Linked DNA regions of Homo sapiens: region 2 is linked to region 1. A link is a loop called in an ENCODE intact Hi-C map of the cell type or tissue named here. Cell type or tissue: endothelial cell of umbilical vein. All regions are shown on one strand. Each heading gives the region's core, and the rest is flanking DNA. Links, peaks and the distances in the headings are about the cores only.

The links. Peaks named below come from ENCODE experiments on the same cell type or tissue, not always from the same donor. Only the 100,000 strongest peaks of a DNase experiment are listed, where the experiment ranks them.
Region 2: it touches region 1 in a loop (10-fold over the local background); 66 of 110 quality-filtered maps call a loop at or near these places.

What each region holds. Positions count from the first base shown.
Region 1 is chr7:111,852,244-111,858,607 of GRCh38, forward strand. The region is part of intron 23 of DOCK4 (dedicator of cytokinesis 4); the gene reads right to left. Among named protein-coding and RNA genes, the nearest start is that of DOCK4-AS1, 47 kb to the left of the region's middle. In endothelial cell of umbilical vein, for the core only: a CTCF peak has its summit at 3,176 (motif pointing left); a DNase peak (open chromatin) is centred at 3,158; H3K27ac peaks cover 260 bases.
Region 2 is chr7:111,760,191-111,766,554 of GRCh38, forward strand. DOCK4 (dedicator of cytokinesis 4) reads right to left here. Exons shown (of 53, transcript NM_001363540.2): 39 at 4,928-5,032; 40 at 1-132. It overlaps LOC124901726 (a long non-coding RNA gene), which reads left to right. Exons shown (of 2, transcript XR_007060478.1): 2 at 5,865-6,364. Among named protein-coding and RNA genes, the nearest start is that of DOCK4-AS1, 45 kb to the right of the region's middle. In endothelial cell of umbilical vein, for the core only: CTCF peaks have their summits at 3,193 and 3,428 (motif pointing right); a DNase peak (open chromatin) is centred at 3,371.

The DNA of each region.
Region 1 (6,364 bases), core at 1,328-5,327:
GTGAGCCACCATACTCAGCCGGAGTCTCCTATTTCTTTTGATGCCTGCCACTGGGTTACCAAAATAACCAGGTCTGGCCTCAGGTTTAGCATCAAAACAGACAACATAAGGCACAGGCATTCTATACATTAAGAAAACAAATACAGAATATTCAAATCCAAACTTGTAAAATAATTCATTGCAAGCCTTCTTTAAACAGTAAGCCTCACCAGGGAACTTAAATACTTATTTACAAATCAATTACTTAACAAAAAGAACCAGAAAAAAAAAAAAAAACCCTGAAAATTTAAGTGCCAGTAGTCATTGCCTAGTAATGTTTAATTAGAAAGGAAGATAAAGCTTATCTGATATGTTCCTTCAGCTAGGGGGATTTGATTTCTAAAAATTCAATTTGCAGCCAATTGTTAAGAAAATATCAACTGCAAAAAAGTAAGTAAGGTGGACAAATAATTTGTGTGTGGCATGTATACAAAGAAATACATAACAACCCAGCTTGCAGATTTGCTTTTTCTCCATTACTTGGGCAATGCCAGCCAGTGCAATTGATAGACTGGGTGGGTAAATGCCAAACAAGCTGACTGGTTGATATGCTAATTCTTACCTTTAAAAGAAAACAACCAGGCCCATCAAATAAGACCCCCCATAAAACAATCCAAGTTGAACATTCACTAACTTTCCATGCATTTAACAACAGAATCTGCCGTGCAGGTTCTCTCCTTGAGAGGGCCGATACACTCATATTCCACATCTCAGATAAAGCTCACTGTGTTGTATGTCTCCTTGAGTGTATAAGGAGTGACTCTCATTTACTTTTTTGGTCTACACTTGAGTGGATATACAGCCAGCTCCCATCAGTAATCCCCACTGGACACGGGACTAGGAAGGAACAAGGGAAGCTGGGTAGATTTCCTCCTTTAGGTTAATTTTGAGGAGTCATACTTTTGCCTCCTCTATCAACAAGCTTTAGACAGGGATCCTTGAAGTCAGCATCAGTCACCAAGAGCGCGAGGTCTGTGAGTTCCATGGCAGCACACAAGGGTTGGCCGTTACATTCCACAAACTGGGCTCTAGCATGGGCTGGACGTGGGCACTGCTGAGGGGCGGCCTCAGTACGGGGAGATTGTAAACAAGGGAGGCAGAAGGACATGTGGCAGCACAGCTTTGCATGTAGCAGAGCTGCTGACTACAGAAAGCCTGACATCAGAGCTGGGATGGGCCTCTGTGATCAAAGCCACCAGGAATTGAACTGCCAAAGTCAGAGCCAGTCGCAAAACCTGCAAACAAGCCTTTCAGACACTGGAATACAGACAACAAGAACTCAGAGAGGAAAGGACTGCAGATTCAGTGGGCTACGTTCTCATGCAGACAATGTCAGGATCACAGAGGAAAGCAACAGTGGAGGGCTACGGATGATCCCTGTATTAAGCTCCCAGATCCCACCCACTGGCTTTAATCCCACCCTGAATGCCTCCACCTCAGGCATCCTTCCTAAAGCAAGACACATGTACTGTGTACATCTTACTTTTGGTAGTTACGCCACCTCCTGGCCTGGGACTCCTACATAGCCACCCTGCCACACACTGTTTTATTGTCATATTCATGCTCATCCTGAGCTCAAAAAGTTGCTTTTCCAATAAGATTTTTTTAAATACACATCATTTATTCAGTAGCTTTTTGTTGTTGTTGTTGTTTGGTTTTTTTTTTGCTTTAGATGGAGTCTTGCTCTGTTGCCCAGGCTGGAGTGCAGTGGCATGATCTCGGCTCACTGCAACCTCCTCACAGGTGCAAGTGATTCTCCTGCCTCAGCCTCGGGACTAGCTGGGGCTTCAGGTGCAGTCCACTGCACCTGGCTAATTTTTATATTTTTAGTAAGGGAGGAGACCACCCCTCATATTGTCTTATGCCCAATTTCTGCCTCCAAAGAAAGAAGAAATGAAAATTAAAAGGCAGAAATGAAATTCACAGGCAGACAGCCTGGTGCCACACCCTGGGCCTGGTAGTTAAAGATCAACCCCTGACCTAATCGGTTATGTTATCTATAGATTACAGACATTGTATGGAAAAGCACTGTGAAAATCCCTGTCCTGTTCTGTTCCATTCTAATTACCAGTGCATGCAGCCCCCTGCCTGCTCAATCGATCACGACCCTCTCACACGGACCCCCTTAGAGTTGTAACCCTCAAGAGGGACAGGAATTGCTCACTCGGGGAGCTCAGTTTTTGAGACGTGGGTCTTGCCGATGCTCCCAGCCGAATAAAGCCCTTCCTTCTTTAACTCGGTGTCTGAGGAGTTCTGTCTGTGGCTCATCTTGCTACATTAGTAGAGACAGGGTTCCACCATGTTGGCCAGGCTAGTCTCAAACTCCTGACCTCAGGTGATCCACCTGCCTTGGCCTCCCAAAGTGCTGGGATTACAGGCGTGAGCGACCGCACCCAGCTATTCAGTAGCTTTTGCTACTGTATCCCGATCCCTAACCCATGATTCAGTCAGTACCTAGTGTTCATGAAACATCTATTAAGCACCTACTTTGCACCAGGCACTATTAGGGAAGCTAAAGATATCATTGTGATCAAGGCAAATAAAGTCCCTGGCCTCTGGGGTTTCCCTTCTGGGGTGGAGGAGGGAAACAGACGTTAATCAATGAAATACCCAATTCTCTATTTCATTATAATTGTGCTAGGTGATTCAAGAAGCAAAACACAGTGTACTATAAAAGTGATAATTGAGTGGGTGGGGCACCAAAATTTCTTGAGAAAATGAGAGACTAAACCATGAAGGATAAATGGGAATTAACTCTGTTGGGCAGGAGCTGAAGAAAGTGGATTCCAAACAGAGAAAAGTAGCAAGGAGATGAGATGAGGCAGGTGGACGGGGCCACATCACAGGGCATGGAAGATCAATTCTGGAGAGTGCCCCCCAATAAAACAGAACTGGGATGTGAGTAGGAGCTGGGAGTGACATCATCTGGTATGTTTCTGAAGGTAACTTTGGCTAATAGATGGGTGGTGAAAGGAAATACAGGAAACAAGGAGAGAAAAGACAGAGGCAGCTCAGAGCAAGTGCAGCTGGACTAGAGAGGAGGCAGTGGGGGTGTGGAGAAGCTACAGAGGCACGTGAGGTTTCTTGGCCACAGACAGAGACAAAGGGCAAAAGGGAGAAGGAATGACTCTGAGGCTTCTAGGTGGATGGTGCTGCCACCTACTGAGCCAGGAAAGACTAAGCTCAGAGAGAAAAAAGTTGAGATTTTCATTTTAGACATGCTGAGTTTAAGGAGCCTGTGAGATATCCACCAGAGATGTTAAGAGCACAGTTGGATACTCAAGTTTGGAGCTCCGAGGAGAGATCTGGCCTAGAAATATAAATGTGAGAGTTAGGTCAGCACATGGATGGCACTAACTGAGGCTAAGCAGGTGGAATGAGCCCCAAGATTTGCTCAGATTTCCCTGCTACATGGCACCCTGGAAACTTGCCCCATCACATACGCTGCTGTACTTTATCATATTATAATTATTTGTTCGACATCTACTTTTGTGCTTTACTGTAAACAGACAGAGAGCAGGGACTCTATTGGTTCAATTTGTTATAGTATTTCCATCCTAATATATTTCTAATATAATACTGTGGAGTCTGTCCATAATAAATATTTGTTGAATGAATGGACTCCATCATGAGTTCTACTGGATATTACAGGCTACTCAAATAGAGCCTGGCATTTCTGTCTTCAGGTTTAAACACAGCTTAAACAGGAAGAGTGAGGAGGCCCGTTATCAGTCTGGTTTACAATGACTCCATCTGCTGGTGCTTGCTCTGAGCACGGGGAGACAGCAATTCCCACTACCTTGCAAGCCACGGCAGCTGCCTGTGACACACATGCTCCCCATCCCTCTGAAAATCTGTGCAAATGTGGATGAGTGACGTGTAAGAAATGAAATGATACAGGTGTCACCCTTTCCCCAGTAATGTGCTTGTTATACTGTCAATCCGCATTGAGAAGTTCAGAAACATAGTAAGAGAACTAAGTTGAAAGGGAGTCTTGTGACTCCCAAAATATGTGAGTTTACATTTGTTTTCAAAACCCACAGTTAAAACCTAGGGGCAACTATGATTTCAGTGAGGTATATTTTTCATCTTAAGTTCTATGTGCAGGGTGAGGTGTTACCTAAAACTATTAATTTTATCTTTGCCCTGTCTAGAGACAGATGTAGAAACTGTTTTTCAAAGATACATCTTTCTAGGTTCTTGGTTAAGAACATCCACTTAAACATGGTTATAGCTGTTTAGCCTTTAACAACAACAACAAAAACAGAAAACCCAAAATCATTATGTGGGCAAATCTTTCATAAAATCCAAGAAAAGAGCCTGAAAAACTGTGGAAACTGTTAAACTTTCAGCAAGTGCTTTCAGAGCTCCCTGATGGTGAACACCTGGAAAGGGCTTCACCCTAGAGTTTTTTCCCTTTGGAAAAGCCTGGGGAGAGGGAACCAGAGGGGAATACGGGTAAGCGGGAAGAGGAGGGGTGAGATAAAGGGATTGAGACTGAAGGAACAAAACACTAATGATTTTTAGCCAAAGGCTTTCTTGAGGTCCCAGGTAGTTTTTGAAAATATACTTTTACATTAGATCATCATCACAAATTCCATATTTAAAAAAACTAAGGTCTGTACATTTTTTGCAATGGTCCTGCATTATTACTCTGCTTCTAGAGAAAAAAGAAGCCCTTATTTCTGCAACTTTATTCTTTCTAAGGACTCTCTATTTTGCAAGCCCTGGCTAGCAGAAAAGTTCTAAACAAATGTCATTTTTAAGAATAAAAGAAATGTAATCACTTGCAATGCAATAAAACCCAACACTAAACTACACTTTATAGTTCTAAGAAATAAAAGCTACTAGGCACTCATCAACTGTAGTAAGATTTTATTCCTGAAGTTATCAAATTAATAGAAAAACCTATCAAACATCCTTTCTTTATATTATGGCCTAAAATGTTGGAGAGCATTAATTCTTAGAGTATACTTTAAAAATAGTCTAATAGTCTACCTTTCTCTATCTTTCCATTAATTTTTTATTGCAGTTTTGTATAAAATCCACAAAATCCTTAATGGGGACTGGGGAGTTTCTGCCAAAAAGAAAAACAATTACTCTTGACTACTTAAAAAAATTCCTACCCTAAAACACTTGATTTTTTAGTCTGTAGGCAAAAGCAAGTCGTACCAGCAAGCTTCTCACCAGTGGTACATGATCAGTGCCTTTAGGTCTTTATATTTACTTCTATTATCTGTGCTGGGATTTGCCTGATAAACTGTTCAATTCTTCCAAAGTAGAAACATATATAGCTATTTTTTAGCAAGAAAATAGCTCAGCATTAACTCCAGCCATCTGTTAAACAAATCATCAAGTACCAAGCAATGGTGACAAACGCAAAGTGAATGTAAAACCCACAGCTCTAGCAGATCTGACCTCGCGAAGTCCGGCAGACCCTGTTCCTGACCTCTCGCTATCACGCCCTAAACTATGTCTCTGCTACCCGCTACACTTCCTCCTTCCCCAACAACCTCTCTGCATCAAATCTACCCTTTTGTCATTGCCAAAGCTGTCTTCTCCAAAACCATTTAGACTCTTCTATTCATGGCCTTCAGCAAATAGGAAGAATAAAATCTGGGGGAGAAAGGGAAAAATGAGTTGCTGATTTTTAATGCTTTAAATAAGTCCACCTGGATCCCAGATTATTTAGACATTAAATACCAATCTATTTAGATTCCAAAAGTTATCTGTGTCCTTTAGGTTTGGTCAGATGTTCTAGAATTTGACCTTGGGGGTGTGACTAAGGGGGTGATTCAGTCCTCCTGCCTGCTCTGTCCAGCTGTGAGGCTGCCCAGAGACCCTTAATGCAACCTGGCTTGAATCTTCCCATGACAACATTTCAGACAACATTTCATTCCCTTCTTTGGTGCTGACATTCACATATGTCCTTCTTTCTGTCTTCTCTATGTGTTAATTTCTACTCTAAGCTCAACCATGACTATTCTGCAGCCATGCTTCTTCCTTTGCATGCCTCCTCTGCTTTTTTCTCCTTGGGATTTGTGATGGTTAATTTTAATGTGTCAACTTGTCTGGGCCATGGGGTGTCCAGAGAGTTGGTTAAACATTTTTCTGGGTGTGTCTGTGAGGAAGTTTCTGCAGGAGAATAACCCTGGAATTGCTAGACAGAGTTAAGTAAACTGTCCTCCCCAATGTGGTGAGCCTCATCCACTCTGTTGAAGGCCTGAATAGAAGAAAACGCTGAGTAATGGAGAATATGCTCCCTCTTCCTGATGGTCTTCGAGCTAGGACAATGGTCTTCTCTTGCATTTGGACTTGGACTTGA
Region 2 (6,364 bases), core at 1,314-5,313, 92 kb before region 1:
TGCCTGGAAGATGGTCTCATCGGGCTGGTTGGCGTGCTGCATGGCGATGGCATGGGGGAACTCGTTCAGCATTCTCTGTTGGAAGGCTTCCAGCCTCTCGTAGTCATGCCCTCGACACACAAACTCCTTATTCTGGAGATGAAAGCAAAAAAGAAATTAGGGCTATATAACTGAGTGGATTACAGACAGAGCCAAAAAACATGACACTGGCAGTAACTGACCACATGCCCCATACCAAGACACTATAACAAAAATTACGCTGGAACAATCTGAAAAGTTTGCCCAATTGTTAAAAATGCAGATAAAGATCATGAGTTCACTCTCTACTGCATTTAATAAGGCCCAATAGAATGCCTCACTCTTCCCGGTTCACTTGCATGAGGTGCAAAGAGGTGGATTCTCAGAGCACCAAAGTATGAAAACAAAACAATTGTATCCCTCTAAATGTTAATAAGCACATGTGTAAAGATTATTTTTATAAAGTACATATCAAATTCATGTGGGTAATTTCACAATTTGGAGGAAAAGTAAATTTGTTGTCTGCTTTTTGTGTGTGTGTGTGTGTGTGTGTGTGTGTGTGTGTGTGTGTGTGTATTCTGCCGTTCATGATGCTCTCCTTCAGTTAAGAATGGTGAAGGTTATTTCTGAGGTAGGTTAAGACAGCTGGAAAGATGGGAAGGTTTCCAAAAAGTACCTGAATGATCTGATTAGATATGACGGATCTCTGACATTTTAATGATAATGAAGTTGTAATTGAGCACAGTCATTGATGAAGCACACTGCATGTCTTATTTAACTCATATAAGCTTGAGAGGTAGTCAGTGCCCCCTACAACACCCCATTTTATAATTGGGGAACCAGGGCTTAAAGTCTTTTTTTTTTTTTTTTAAGATGGAGTCTCACTCTGTTGCCCTGGCTGGCATGCAGTGGTATGATCTCAGCTTACTGCAACCTCCGTCTCCCACTTCAAGCAATTCTTCTGCTTCAGCCTCCCAAGTAGCTAGAATGACAGGTGTGCACTACCATGCCCAGCTAATTTTTATATTTTTAGTAGAGATGGGGTTTCACTGTGTTGGCCAGGCTGGCCTTGAACTCCTGGCCTCAGGTGATCTGCCTGTCTCGGCCTCCCATAGTGCTGGGATTACAGGTGTGAGCCACCACGCCTGGCCATGGCTTAATGTCTTGAAATACTTTGTCCACGTGTACTAGATTGAAATTCTGGTCTGAGTCCAAACCCTGGGCTCTTTCTACTCTGAACATGGCCTAGTGTATGCAGGAAAAACACCTAGGAGCTACCAAGACCAGGAAAACTTGTGGGATCTCAGGCCCTGGAGATCTTCAAGTTAAGGGGAGATCAGTTTGGGGCCTAGAGGAGCTGAGGTCCAAGGTTTTCTCTGTTTTTCCGCTCTATGAGGTTCTTATGTAAAACGCCGTAAAGAGGGACTCCAGGCCACAGAGAGGGAGTGAGAAACAAGTCATGGGCAGAGGCTCAGTTCTTCCGCAGGGAAAGGGCAGCTGCAGGCAGGTAGAGGAAATACAGCAGGAACTGGGCTGGATAACCTACCTCGGTTCCCCACAAACCCCTAAATATATCATGATCTTTTGAAAAACACAAGGTTAGGGCAGGCTCTACCTATAATTGTGGACCCCATACAATTCTAGATTTAAAACTTTATAGATAAAAGTTACAATTTCTGATGCTGTATTTTAAAAATTCTACTCAAAAGATAATTAATTTGCTTGGTAAAATAAAACACAATACATCCCTCTCTGCCTATTACAGGAGCCCCCAAATAAATATTTGAATATCCTAGTAAATGAAATATATTTTAAAACAAACAATGCTTATATATGACAGTTTGTAAAAATCGGGGCATTTGCTCTAAGAATACAGGCATTCAATGGTATTAAGAAGCCATTTTAAAATAAAATGAAATTTTGGGTCTGATATTTGGGTCTCTAAGAAATAAAGCATCTTCCTTATCAGTACTCTTTTTTTTTCTAAAAAAACACATAGATTTATTGAGATATAATTCACATACAATAAAATCCACCTTTTAAAAATGTGCAATTCAGTGGTTTTTAGTATATTTATAGAGTTGTGCAAACATTAACAAAATTTAATTTCAGAATCTTTTCATCATGTCAAAAAGAAACCCTATACTCATTAGCAGTTACTTCCTATTTTTCTCTTCCTCCAGCCAGTCACAATACTACTTTTTGTTTCTATGGATTTGCCTATTATGGAATTATACAATGTGCTGGCCTTTTGTGACTAGCTTTTACTTAACATAGTATTTTTAAAGTTCATCCATTTTGTAGCACATATAAGTATTTCCTTTCTTTTTATTGCTGAGTATCATTGCATAGATATGCTGTGTTTTGTTTACCCATTCATCAGTTAATAGATATTTGGGCAGTTTCTACATTTTGGCTATTATGAATAATGCTGCTATGACGATTCAGATACAAGTATTTGTGTAAATATATATTTTCAATTTTCTTAAGCATGTATATAGAAGTAGAACTTCTGCGTTAATATTCTTTAAATAACCCATTTTGTTTTGTTTTCTTTTTTTTTTTTTTTTTTTTTTTTGGAGACAGGGTCTCACTGTCACCCAGGCTGGAGTGCAGTGGCTCAATCACAGCTTACTGAAGCTTTGACTCCTGAGCTCAAGCAATCCTCCTGCCTCAGCCTCCTAAGAAACTGGAACCACAGGCGCACGCCACCGAACCTGGCAATTTTTTTTAACTTTTAGTAGAGATGGGGTCTCACTATGTTGCCCAGGCTGGTCTTGAACTCCTGGGCTCAAGTGATCCTCTGGCCTTGGCCTCCCAAAGTGCTGCAATTACAGGCATGAGCTACCGTGCCCAGCTAAATAACCCGTTTTTCATGAGGGGAAAAATCCCTACTTAGATCATAAAAGTGGATAAATGTATTTGAGTGCTAAAAATTATCTTGGAAATTGATCAAACAACAAAAGACTTCTGGCCTCAAGCAATTCTCTTGCCTTGGCCTCCCAAAGTGCTGGGATTACAGGTGTGAGCCACTGTGCCTGGCCAAAAGGATGTTTTTAATGTTGATATTTGTTTGCTTTTAAATCCAAGACCAGACTAGAATCTGATTCCTTAAAAAAAAGGTCAGGCTCCAGGATTCTGAAGAGTGTAGTGCCCTTTAGAAACCAACAGAGGGGGACCCTTCTCTTTCATTGTGAAGCAAATGCCATTTATACCCAGGAAAGCTATTTTTAAAAGAAGAATGATATAGAAGATTGATTTATTCTAATTGACTTTTTAACAAAATTTATTCTATTTGCTAATGCAGTTTTCCAATTTGCTAAACTCTCTTTAAAATTATGACTCTTAAACTACTTCTAATTTTTTAAAACTTTATACTTTTAATTATAATCTTTCAGACATGACTCTGCCAACAATGTCATGTCTGTTTGTGCCAACAGAGGGAGACGACCTACTGTGGCAGGGTCGTGTCTAGACCCTGCTGCGCAATCCCCAGCCATCTGTGTGGCTATAGCTCTAGACTGTCTGCTGCTCTGCTCAGAACCTGGATCCAGGCCATCTGCAGTCCTTAGGGGGTTGCTCATAACAGCTTGGGATCAGCTACACCTCCAAAACGTAGTCTTTTAAATTCAACATGTATTCTGACTTTGCCATTTTTTAATTTTCATTTTCTGGGGGTCTTGCTCTGTTGTCCAGAGTGGTCTGGAACTGTGCTCAAGTGATACTCCTATCTCAGCCTCCCAAGTTTTTGGGATTACAGTGTGCCACTGTGCCCACTTGCTGCTGTTTTTGATCAGGAATCAAGATTTCCTCCAGTTTTAGGCAGGCCCACCTGCAAAGTCAGCTTTGTGACCGCCCACTACACTGTGTGGAGTCTCTTTTAATGCAACAAGGAGATTTCACATTATGTCTGTGTAGCACCCAAATGCATGGTCATTTCAACTGACTAAAGAAAACATCTGTTCCACGTGATACTAAAATGAACCTGTATTGGATATTTTGGGATCTACCTATCTGTCTTTTTCATTCTGAAAGGCAGATAATGATTATTAAACAATAAAGTGAAATCTTTCTCTTCTTCTCCAAGTACACCCATCCTAGTATTCTGTCATATGTGCTGACAGGCAAGATTTAGGTAAACACAAACATCAAAATATTTCTGTATTGAGAACTAAAGTTGTAACAATTGATTCAATTTTATAAACTATCCCAGATACCTTTCCTTAGTTGCTTGGGGAATTACATTTGCTCTTTTAAGCAATGTTTTTGTACAAGGAAGGTGTATATACTGAAGTATTCAATAAATATTCAAGCATAGAAGACACTACTGGGCAGAATGTGAAAAATGAAAAGAATGGAGTTGAATATTTTATTATCTTATAGGTGTCTTAGAATGTCTAAAAGTTTTCTCTTTGTAGAAATGGAGTTTATACTAGCAATAAATTGGGTCTCTTTGCTGGGTGACATTTATCTTTTTACAAATTCATCAAAATGGCCAAACAACACTCTTTACATGGTGCTGGAGGTAGGGTTTTCACATGATGTGAAACTGCATTGCTTTCGATACTCTGCAACTCCAAGCCTCCTGCAGTGCCCCACCATTTTTTTTCTAATACTAACTTGATGGAAATTGCAGACTGAATTAAAATAGTGGGTATCAGACAAGGGAAACTATAATTATCAAAGATTGCTCACAAAATATACCAAATTTAGGAAGGGGTTGATTGCTATCTCGGAAATTATTTAAACAAGGCATTCTAGATTAATATAGTGTCTGCAAAGTAAAAGTTTAAAAAAAGTCTCATGCATATTATTACCTGTCATATAAAATGTCATTAACATCTTAGTTTTCTTGATTGGGATATCTATATGAGAGCTGTGAAAGCAAATTAAATAGTATATTACTTACTCTTAAGAAAAATGGAAATTTTTTTCCATAAAATCCAACTCTGAAGAACTCTGGTTCAAGACGTTGCTGGTCCATAATTTTGTCATACAAAGAGGCTTCCATCATCTAGAAAGCACAGGAAACATTCTAAGCATTTTATCTCATCTTTCGGTTCTATCAAATTTATAGAATAAGATTTCTTTTTTACATAAAGGAGAACTTTATTTTAATTGAGTTTGCTGGAAAGAAAGTTTGACTTTCTTTTTGATGCTTTAAGTCGGGGATTGGCAAATTTCCTCTATAAATGTCCAGAGACTATTTCACATTTTGCAGGCCATATCGTCTCTTCACAACTACTTAATTCTGCTAGGCCCACAGGCTGTAGTTTGCTGATCCCTGCTTTAAAGGATCAAGTGTATTATCACATGTTATCCCCAGAGAAAAATTATTTCTATGCATGTAGTCCTATCAAGAAAAATATTTTCTTCACAATCAAGTAGAAATTAACATGAATTATTAGAGGCAAAACTTTTCTAGAGAATTCTTGTGCCAGATGTACTTACCTGTGGGTTTGCCTCCACCTGGCACATGGTAATTCAGGACATTTGGAAGGTGCAATCTTGCACAGGTTGGGCAAGGATAAAACAACAAACCAAACCAAAGGAGACCCATAGTGCAAAGTGCTGTCTGGGCTGAAAGCTCTTAAGTGCGCCTGACAATGTTGAAACTATGAAGCATATAAAGCTTATGGTTTCCCATTCATGGTATTATCATCCCCAGGGTTTCCAGAGAAAGACTAATATTACACTTAAAGATTCCCCCTCTATCCCCCCTCTAGTAACAGCACCCCAAAGAGCAGTTGGCATGAAGTGTAATGCTTTGGGTTTATAAAAATCTTAGTGACTATGGCACCCAAGGGCTCTCACAAGTAAACATCATCACCTCGCTTCTGTTACAGGGACAGGATGCCAAGAGATGAACAGCAATGTTTTCATATAAAACTGCAGTGCCTGCCAGAGTCAACATGATGGACTGAAGTTAAAACAAGCTTTTTCTCTTTCGTTTTCATGTTAGGAGAAGTATCGATGAACTGCTGACATGAAATACTGTGCCAAAAGGACAGAGTCAGTTCCTGCCAGTTGAATAAATTCCTTGTTGGGATATAAGGGATTTTATGAGCTGTTACAGGTTTATGGTATTATCTCTTAAATGGCTACCTCAAAATTAAAAGGCAATATTGTACTCTTTTTTTTAATGTATAAAAACTGATGATCCTATTTTAGAAACCCTGAAGAACTGAAGCACTCAGCAGGATCTTGTGTATTACAAGATGACACAAACGTTCATGTTGCTCAAGAGTAAGGACTTGGAGGGCAAGGAGGACTTGTTTGAACCTAAGAGCAAAGCAGATATAAAACATTTGGTTCAGAGAAACAGAATACTCAACTCCTTGAGCTC